Regions from separate parts of the Homo sapiens genome. Here regions 2 and 3 are each linked to region 1. Evidence: chromatin contacts called from ENCODE Hi-C data. All regions are on one chromosome and are shown on one strand. The core of a region is the stretch at or near the end of the contact, and the rest is flanking DNA. Distances in the headings are between cores, read along the strand shown. Region 1 holds the start of PGBD5 (piggyBac transposable element derived 5). Region 2 holds the start of TAF5L (TATA-box binding protein associated factor 5 like). Region 3 holds the start of TRIM67 (tripartite motif containing 67).

Region 1 (3,224 bases), core at 461-2,960:
GTTGACTTTTTCATTGGCTAGCTGGAGAAGAAAAGAAGGAACTCTTTCCTACAGATTTTAACTCTCTGAATCCCATTCAATTATTTTTTCCATTCAACTATTTAAAATAGATAACATGAAATCTTGCAGGAGCCTCACACAATTCCTAATTGCAGAATTTGAACTTGAGCTATGGAGTCTTACTCTTCTTCTTGCATCTTCAACCTATGCTTTACTATCACCCTTTTTGATAAGTCAGATTACCTGTACTCTCTTCAACAACTTTCAGCTGGTTAGCACAGTATATAGGTATGTTGGAAACCAGATATTTTCCGTGGCATAATTCTTCCAAGAGAGTAAAAATGCTTTGCAAGCACTTCCTCATTTTTCAGCCAATCCACATAGCAAGGAAAGTTCCATGAATCTTTTCCTTTTTATATATTGTCTGTTAGTGATGATCATGAACCTATGCCTGTGCAGAGCCCCTGATGTGGAAGGAGGAACCACAGGGGCTGGGGAGGGGAGGGCATGAGTGAAGGTTCCTGCTCGACACTAGAAGTGACCCCACTTGGCGGCAAAATGGTCCTTCATCCTTTATGCATTCGTAGAAATCGCAACATGCCTTTCTGTTTCATGTAACTACAATTTAGTTAATGCTCAGTAGGATTTGTAAGCCCTTCACATCTCTGAGGATTTATTTTATTTCAGAGTGAAAGTGACTTTATGGCCCATTTACCATTAGTGTGACTTATTGCATTATTCGAAGGAGGAGGAGGGGAGCAAGAAGACAAGGCAGTCTCCGTTACGCGTATCGCCATCAACAGGATGACCACCACACATTCCTGCCCAAGGAAGAGGGGCGGATGCAACCTTTCTGTGCTATTGTTTATGAGAGCACTGAAGCCTGGGTGATCATGCAATATTTCAGTACATGAGTGTTTCAAGTGTGTGTGTGAAGGAGATATTAAAATAGAGGTGTGAGAGTAATTAGTATTTGGAAGTAATGGATATTTTGAGTTCAAAAGATGCCACACGTCAACGATGATGAGGAATGACTAGCTACTTAACTCCAGTGCTGGCACCCTTAAATTACAGGGATACTGAAGCGAGACGGAGTTAGCATCTGACCAGCGACCAACAGTGGACCGGCGAGGCGGGCTCCTAATTAGAGCGAGATTCCCAGAAGCTGGACAGCCCCTGTATTTATGGGAGCATGCGGCGCAGCTGGCAGTGACCCCCAGGAAACCTCGGCAGCAGCCGCCGCCGCGGGTGTGGTGACCTCGGGCCCGCCGCCTACCTGGAGCGTTTCGGCGGCGCCTGGTTCAGAACCACCGGGGCGGACAGCTCCCTGGAGCTGCACGCGGACTGCGGAAGGGGACAGTGAGCGGGATCGGCCCGCACTCCGTCCGCGGGCCCGGACCGCTGGAAGCACCCGGGTCCCCCTCCCCTCCTGTTCCCCGGTCCCGCCCTCCCCCTCCCGCGCTGCGCGTGGCGGTCCCGGGCTGCGCGTCCCTGTAGGAGGAGACCGGCACTGCCGCCGGCGGCCCTCCCCCTAACCGCCAGCCCCGGCCGCGCGCCCCGCCCCGCCCCGCGGAGGAGGGTGGGGGCGTTCCCCGCGCCGGGCCCGCCCAGCTCCCCCGCGGCTGTCCGGGCCGGGCTCCCCATTGGCCGGCGGGCGGGAGGTGAGGGGCGGCAGGGCCCGCCTCTGGCGGCTCGCGCCCGGGAAGGTCGGCAGCCGAGCGCCGGAGGCCGTGGAGAGGGCGGGCAGGGAGGCGGCGGGCGCCGAGGAGACGCAGCGGCGGCGGTGGTGGCGGTGGTGGCGGCGGTGGCGGCGGCGGCGCCTGGTCTCGGCCGCAGCCTCTGCGTCCCGCCCGCTCTGGGTCGCCCCTGCCAGCCCCGCGCGCGGCTCGCCTCCCGCCGCGGCCCGCAGCCTGCGGCGCCCGAGCTCCGAGGGCGCTTCCCCGGGCGCTGGGCCCGAGGCGGCCAAGACGGCGGGCCGGCCGGGCACGGGGCGGCGGGCGCTGTGCTGCGGGCTGCGCTGGTGGGGGGCGGCGGGCCGCGGCGCGGGCCCAGGGCCCGGCGTGTGCGGCTGGGAGGCACTGTGGGGGCGGGCGCGCGGGCGGCGGCCGGGGCCATGGCCGAGGGCGGCGGGGGCGCGCGGAGGAGGGCGCCGGCGCTGCTCGAGGCTGCCCGCGCGCGCTACGAGAGCCTGCACATCTCGGACGACGTGTTCGGCGAGTCCGGCCCGGACAGCGGCGGGAACCCCTTCTACAGCACCTCGGCCGCCTCGCGCTCCTCCTCGGCCGCCTCCTCGGACGACGAGCGCGAGCCCCCGGGACCCCCAGGGGCCGCCCCGCCACCGCCCCGCGCCCCGGACGCACAGGAGCCGGAGGAGGACGAGGCCGGCGCGGGCTGGAGCGCAGCGCTGCGGGACCGCCCGCCCCCGCGCTTCGAGGATACCGGCGGTAAGGGGCTGCCCGCGGGTGGATGTCGGGGGCGGCGCTGGAACCGGGCGCGGGGGAGGCGTGGGTGCTGGGGCGGGCGAGTCCAGACTCTCCGTGGGCTGGCTTGTGGGTGTCTCTCCGGAAACAAATGAGGCTGCAGGAGCGGTGATCGGTCTGACTGCTCCTGGGGGCTCCGAACCCGTGGGTGGAGAGGGTAAGGCGGAGGCCGTGGCCAGCACTTTTCCAGTGACAATGTCGTCGGGGACCTTTTCCTTCACTTCCTGGGAGCACCCCAGCCCCTGCATGGGAAGTCTGTCACACCTGTGGGTCGGACTTTTAGGGGTGGATTGAAGTTAGGCTTTCCTAGTTGAGGGGGCTTTTCTGAAAGCCCGGCGTGGCTGGTGGAGGCAGGGGGAGTCGTTTTTTCACTGACAGCCCAAGAGCAAGCCTTACAGCAGGTGACGCGGGCGAGGCAGGTAGGAGTTGGCCCAGTGAGAGTTGAGAGAGAGGCCACCCGCGGCGTCTTGACTTGGCTTAGTTTTCTCCTTAATCTGAGAAACTTTCCCTGTCCGCGCCATTCCAGATCTCTTGTTAAGAATGGGGAGGAGTGAAGGAAGGGACCGATTGGGCAGCGTTAAGGTGCTTGCTTTTCCGCCAGAAGGTACTTTCAGGTGTGTCCTGCTTACCACTGTGGCCACAGACAAGCCCCGAATACCTGGAGAAGGTGGCTAGGGTGCTGGCAGCTGCGGCTGCCCCACTCCTCTTCACTGTCTGTTTTTGTGGGAGTTGGCTGTTGAAATA
Region 2 (3,224 bases), core at 515-3,014, 800 kb after region 1:
TCCAACAAAGTTCCCTCCCCAACTTTTTCTCTATTTTTTTATTTTAACCAATTGTCAATATCCAAATTATAAAAGTGATAATTATCTTGACAGACTGTAAAAATATGAGTTTCACATTAAACTTACTTGTTCTTTATTTGGAAGAAAGCACTGGTGAGAAATCCAAGCAAAGTGAGCTAGTTTTAGTTTATCTTCCCAGGAAGTTGTCTTGCTTTTAAGCTTAAGGGAAATGCCAGAATAAACAGCAGCCATGGCTAGGCTTTATCTAAAATTTAAAAACAATGGGAAAAAAAATACTATAACAATGTCAGACTGAGCAGGCACCAGAAAACCAACAGTATTGCAGTACTGTATCTTGTTTACCTAATATGTATTCTTTTAAAAGTTTTTAATGAATCAACAGATTTGTCGGGGTAAATCTACATACAAGATGCTTGACTCCAGAATTTTCTGGGGGAAATTCAGACAAAAGCAAGCAAAAGATGGACTGCACACACAGAAGATGGACTATATGTATTCCAGCTATGATCAAACATCACTTCCACAAAGGTGAGTGTTCAGGAATTCAACAAGGCCAAAATCAGTGATTACATTACTTGTGGAAAGAGTCATTCATACATGGTTTCAAATTGAAAGAGGAAAAGATACATAAGCAATATCCGGAGAAAGTAATATGTCTCCAAGTGAAAAAGAAAACCCCAAAGGAATACAGTTATTTCAGCTGCAACAGTAACCTTCCACTAACACTTTTATTCAGTCGTGTATAAATTTACAACGCACATACACTTCAAAAAAGACTCTACAAGAGATACTTGCACAAGGAAAAGACTAAAAATAGAAAACAAAAAACCATGAAATCTCGGGGGTAGCAAACATACCAAACACCTACAGTTACTATTAAACTGGGTAAACTTGGCTTTGAGTTTCCTAAAAGTTATAGTAAAAAGGAACGTTAAGACGTTTTCATTTTAGAAATTAAGTTATCCTTCACTCTACTGCAGAGAACAAGAACGTCAAGTGCTGTCAGTTTTCCTATTTTGTCAAAATGTCCAAAACGAATTCAACGATGCCTGACTTTCTAAGTTCAATACCATAGAACCGCCATCGCGACAGCTACAAAGTGCATAACAGGTGTTTGCTGAACTGGCTACAAAGACAACCGAGATGCTCTCCCCGGCTCCGCCAGAGTTCGGCTCTCCGGGCCTCCAACCGCCCTTACCGGGCAATGCGAAGTCCAGGGCGGACAGCACAGCCCTGCCAGCACTCCCTGCCCAGCAGAAAGAGACCAAGCAACAAGAACCAGGGGAGAGCAGCTAGGAGCCAGGAGGGAGTTCGCCTTCGCGAATGGAGCGTGCCGAAGCCGCTCCAGCCCAGAGTCTGCTGGCGGCACCGGAACTGGGCAGGGTTGGGGGGCCCCCCATCTGGGCCCGGCCTTAGGTAGGGGGATCTCCTCTGGACCAGCCCCGGGTGGGGGGACTCACCTCGGGACCTGGCTGCCCGCAGGGGCTGACCGCAGGTGGGGGACTCACCTCGGGATCCGGCCCGGTAGGGGGCTCAGCTCGAGACAGCTCCGGGTAGACAGGGGAGGACGGCGGCAGCGGCGGCGGCTGCTGTCCCGGTGCGGCGGAGGCCGCTGTACGGGTCCCGCGTCCCCACCACGTGGGACCGGTACCCGCGCTCCTTCCGCCGGACGCCGGCGGCGCAGCGGGGAGGGGCTGCACGCACGCCAGGCGTCGCCAGCCGAGCGCCGAGGCGCCTCGCCCATTGGCGGAGACGGTTGCGCGTTGGAGGCCCGAGCGGCCCAGCCCGCGGCCCGCTCCGTGTCAGTCAGTCATGGAGCGGCCGCCCAGAGCGGCGGCGGGGGCGGCGGGGCGCGGGGCGCGGGGGCCCAGCTGAGCCGGCCGTCGGAGTGAGACCCTGCGGCAGAGACGACGGAGGCGGAAGCAACCCGATCCCGGAGGCGGCGGCGGCGGGGGGAGCCGGAGCCGCCTGGGATGTTCAGTGAGTGCCGGGAGCACGGGCGGGGAGGGCCGGGAGGGTCGCGAGGCGCGCGCGCGCGCGGGCGGGCGGGGGCCGGGGCGGTGGGGCCTCGGCGGGGCGCGCCTTGGCTCCCGCCGGCGGGCGGTGGGGGTGGGGCGCGGGAGGCGGGGCTGGGGGGCGGCGGGCGGCTCTGCGCGGGCGCGACGGCCGCGCCTCCGCCCTCGGCCTCCCGAGTCCCGGGCTGCGGCCGGCGGCGTGGCCTGCAGTCGGCGGCTACACCTGGACTGGCGTCGCGTTCCTGCGCAGGGGTGGGTCCTGCGGGTTGGATGCCGGGCTCGGGGAGGAGGTGGCGGGCGCCCGCGGGGAAGGTATCCCAGTGCCCGACAGCCAAGCAGGGAGCACGGCTCCACAGCTCCTTTGCATGTAGGGGAAAAGGAAATGTCTTTGCGGCGAAGTCGGGATTCAACTTTGCACATGGTGATCGTGCGTGGGTGGGTGTGGAGTCGATCTCCGCGTGTGACACGGGGGAGCCAGAGTTAGACTAGCTGCTGCAGGAGAGTGCTTACCTGCAAGGGTGTCTCTCGGGGCTCGTTGCCTCATGACAGCAAGGTAAGGTTGGTGCGCCCATGGTGTGGGACGGGTTCACCACCTCCAGCTCGCGAAGCTGCCAGGCTTTTGAAAATGTATTCGATAAGGCGTTGGTCCGAAGTGAGTGGATGGTTAGAAACAGTGGTGTCATTTTAGACTTAGCGGAAGTGGAGTGCAGGAACGCTACATGCAGTTCTCCCATCAGTTGTGAAAGTCGTTGTAATGCGGATCTCGCAGTCTTTGTGGTTCTGGGATCAGAAGGTAAGTGCCAGTCCCATGCAGTGTCTGTCTTAAATTACTGTACCTAAACTGACCTTGCAGATTGGAATCTCGGAATGGTGACTCCTGCTAACAAGCAGTTGGGAGCTGTGCTGAGAGGAACATTAAGTGCGGAGCGTGTCTTATATCAGGCGATTCAAGTGTGCCAACACCTGAGTTGGGGATGTAGGGGAGGACACGGAGGCTGTGCCCCAGTTCCTGGTCACAGCTCTACTTGGAAGGGGGAGTAGGAAAGGGAGTTTTGTGCTTAATAGGTTAAATGCATCTGGCCACATCTTTAAACTTTGGAACAGCATAATGTAGTGGATAGAGCTTGGTGACAGTAGACCTAGGATGGAAACCATGTAGCCATCTGCATAACCTCTCTGAACTGTAGT
Region 3 (3,224 bases), core at 304-2,803, 740 kb before region 1:
GTGCGGTCGCACAGCTGGCAGATGGCCACCGCCGCGGCTGCAGACGTCCCCGGCACGGCCCCGCGGCCCTGCTGGTACCGCTGCACGATGGCCTCGAGCAGCCGGTTGCGCTGGAAGCCGCGCAGGCCGCGGTGGTCCAGGGATGCGCTGCGGTGGCACTGCGGGCACGTGATGGAGCTCGAAGACGAGGACAGCGAGGAGCAGGCGGCACCCCGAGCCGCCGCAGCCGAGGAGCCGGGTGGTGCGGGCACCATGGGCAGCACGCGAACCCCGTTGGGGGACTTGAGGCTCGGGGTGTAGGACCCGTAGCCGCTGTCTGTCTCGCTGTACAAGCTGAGCTTGTCCGCGTGGTCTCCGCCACCTCCCGCACCGCCGCCGAGGCCGCCAGCTGCACTCCCGCCTGCACCGCCGCAGGCCGGGCCAGCCGCAGCGTCGTGCTCCAGAGAGGCAGCGGCGGCGGCGCCCGCCTGCAGCCCCGATCCCCGGGAAAGCAGGAGCGGCTGGGGCAGGTGCTGCTCACCGTCCGGGGTCTGCACCGCGATGGTGCGAGCGCAAGGCAGGCAGACATTGTGGGAACAGGGCAGGATGATAGGCTCCCGAAACAGAGAGCCGCACACGGGACACTTCAGCTCTTCCTCCATCGCGGCGCCGGCTGCCAGCGCTGCTCTGCGCTGGGGATGAATGGCCGGAGCTCGGGAGACTGGCGGAGGAGGACCAGCGCGGTGCGCCCCGGTGAGACGACGGGCGGGGGCATCACACGGGCATGCCCACTTCACAGCCGAGGGGCACGCCCCTCTCTCTGTCCTGTAGCCACCGCCCTAAGATGATTGAGGGGCGAGAGAAGGGAGGGGGTCCTCACCTCCTGCCCGAGGGTCCCGCACCAGCGGCTTCAACCTGCGGCCAGATTCCGGAGCCGGTCGGCTGCCCTCGCGGTGGCCTGCGAGGAGCTTTAGGTGATGAATCAGCACCAGCGCCGCCGCCGGCTGCAGCGCGCGCCTCCTCTCCACCCCAGGACCAGCGGCCGGGCTGCTGTGCGCTCGCTGCTTCAGCCCCTGGCTCCGGTGGGCGGCTACCCCGAGGCCCCCCTTCTGCCCCGGCCCAACTCCTTATCGGGGTGATAGCGAGGTGAGACAGGCAGGTGCGAAGGCCGCTCAGCCGTGGGGCTGGGATCAGCACCACGAGGCGGCGGACAGCGCCCGGGAGCCGAAGGTGGGGCTCCAGCTGCCTGCTCGCCGACCCCTGGGCCGCCACCCGCCGGGTCGCTGGGGCCGCGGCCACCTCGGCGGGACCCGACCGGCCCGGAGACAGCCGCTCACCCTACTCCTGGGCGGCTGTGGACGCCGGCTGACTGCGCCCTGGGGCTTTCTCCCTGCGGCCGGGATTGACCCGCTTCCCTGGTTCCCAGCTGCTGCTCCTGCGGCGCCTCTGACCTTGGGCCGCGCGACGCTGCAGCCGGCGGGCGGAGGGCGAGCGTCCGGCTGGCTCGGGAATCCCCTCCCCGCCTCCCTCCCGCCGCTGCCGCTGCCTCCCCGCGCGGCGCGCCGAGGAGTTGTAATTTCCAGAGCAGAGAGTAATGGGGAGGAGGGGGGAGGAGGCTTCAGCTCAGCGAATAAGGGCTCGCCTCTTGCTGCTAGGGAATCAAGGGGCAATTTTAAGGGTTTTGCAGGGAGGATCATTGTTAATAACAATCCATTATTTGGATGGAGATTGTATCTTGAATCAGTACAACGACCTGCCCCGCCCCGCCCCTGCCATCGTCTCCCTGGGCCACTCCAGTTCCACACCCCACCCCCAACCCACCGCCATAGAAGGGTGAAAACGGGATCCTAAAAAGCCAGTCGTTTAGAAATGGATAGGCAACATGGCCTGACAGTCGCTTCCTAAAACTACGATAAAGCAAAAAAATCCAAGTCCCAAAATGTCGGGCAGCCTGAAGTCCAAGGGTGAGGTTTTATTTATGAATTGAACCACAAGCCATTTTGTCTCTTCCTTTCAACCAAGGGTGCTCATCCGCGCTCCAGGTCAACTGTGTGCACGGACTGAGAGAGGACACGCGGTGCCGCTCACAAAATGGGGTTTCCTGAGAAAGGCGAGAGCGCGCCCGGGTAGACCCCTGGGAACCCAGCGCCCCCAGACCCAGCCCTACCCCGCTGCGGATGTGGCGGTGTGCGGCGGACGGGAAGGCGGCAAGCGGAGACGTTCCTTTTATGAATGGGAAAATCTCCACATTCTCCAACGCCAGCCACGAGCTGCGGGAACAGCCTCCCACCCGCGGCCCCGGCTGTTTGGTCTGCTCGGCTGTTCTTCCCCGCTGCTGCCGAGGGAAGGCTGGGTGGGGGAGGCAGAGGTGGGTGGGGACGAGCAGAAGAAAGTGCTGGCAGCGCAGCCGGCTCTGCCTACAGAAGTTTCACGCTGGCATGAAACAGATACAAATTAGGAAATCGTTTATTTAACAACGATATGAATATTGAAGTCATGCCTCCCTCCGTCCCAGGTTCTCCCGTGCTCCAAACAAAGACTAAAGACCGGAGTCGTAGCGCCAGGCGCGGGCCCAGGCTTCTGCTAGTCCCCGGGTGAGGAGGCGCAGGCTGGCGGGGTCAGGCAGGGGGAAGCTGCAGCCTGCGCCCAGGGCTTGGGGCTCTGTGCCTAGGGGACAGGAACCCCTGCAGGGGGACCCTTGGGGAGGCGCTTGGCGACGCGCTCCTGGCCGCAGCACGAAGGCCCAGAGCCTTGGAAGTCAGGACGCCCCGGGACCACTGGCCCCACTCAGCAGCTCGCTTAGGCTTTCCCTCGCTCGGATCCTGAAATGCCAAATGAATATTGTCATAATACTCATGTCTGAGAACTAAACGAGCTAGTTGCAAATACAGACGGCGTTTCCTACTTTCTGTTTTTGTTGTGGGGGCGGCGGTTGGAGTCTCTCTGGGTCGCCCAGGCTGGAGTGCAGTGGCGTGATCATAGCTCACTACAGCCTCGAACTCCTGGACTCAAGCAATCCTCCTACCTCAGCCTCCCAAGTAGCTGGGACTACAGGCCTGTGCCACCACGCCAGGCTCTGTTTTAAAATCCTATGAACCTTTAGTCCGGCTTTGCAGCTTGCTTCCAGTTTGTGCCAAAGTTGAAGAGTAGGCCAAGCTAAGGCCAGATAGAGCATCGCACAGCATTAAGAGACCTGACTCTACTTCCCCTCAGCTAGGGGACTTGGAACAATTATTTAACCAGGC

What was found. A loop is a pair of places that touch in the nucleus more often than their neighbours do. Pooled maps may share reads with other maps.
Region 2: a pooled map shows a loop between it and region 1 (13-fold over the local background). The contact joins the promoter of TAF5L here to the promoter of PGBD5 in region 1. A Hi-C loop is called at or near these places in 8 of 50 pooled maps.
Region 3: a map of naive thymus-derived CD4-positive, alpha-beta T cell shows a loop between it and region 1 (5-fold over the local background). The contact joins the promoter of TRIM67 here to the promoter of PGBD5 in region 1. A Hi-C loop is called at or near these places in 1 of 168 maps with a recorded cell type or tissue (naive thymus-derived CD4-positive, alpha-beta T cell), 2 of 37 single-sample maps with no recorded cell type and 9 of 50 pooled maps.

What each region holds. Positions count from the first base shown.
Region 1 is chr1:230,424,818-230,428,041 of GRCh38, reverse strand. It overlaps PGBD5 (piggyBac transposable element derived 5), which reads left to right and starts at 1,710. Exons shown (of 7, transcript NM_001258311.2): 1 at 1,710-2,444. The coding sequence starts at 2,114. RefSeq lists enhancers at 541-1,087, 1,088-1,635 and a silencer at 1,444-1,763.
Region 2 is chr1:229,624,662-229,627,885 of GRCh38, reverse strand. TAF5L (TATA-box binding protein associated factor 5 like) reads left to right here and starts at 1,764. Exons shown (of 5, transcript NM_014409.4): 1 at 1,764-2,001. URB2 (URB2 ribosome biogenesis homolog) reads right to left here and starts at 1,639. Exons shown (of 10, transcript NM_014777.4): 1 at 1,530-1,639; 2 at 127-265. The coding sequence starts at 252. RefSeq lists enhancers at 1,066-1,145, 2,806-2,855 and silencers at 1,336-2,035, 2,126-2,315.
Region 3 is chr1:231,160,387-231,163,610 of GRCh38, reverse strand. It overlaps TRIM67 (tripartite motif containing 67), which reads right to left and starts at 1,553. Exons shown (of 10, transcript NM_001004342.5): 1 at 1-1,553. The coding sequence starts at 641. RefSeq lists an enhancer at 653-1,287 and a silencer at 1,196-1,511.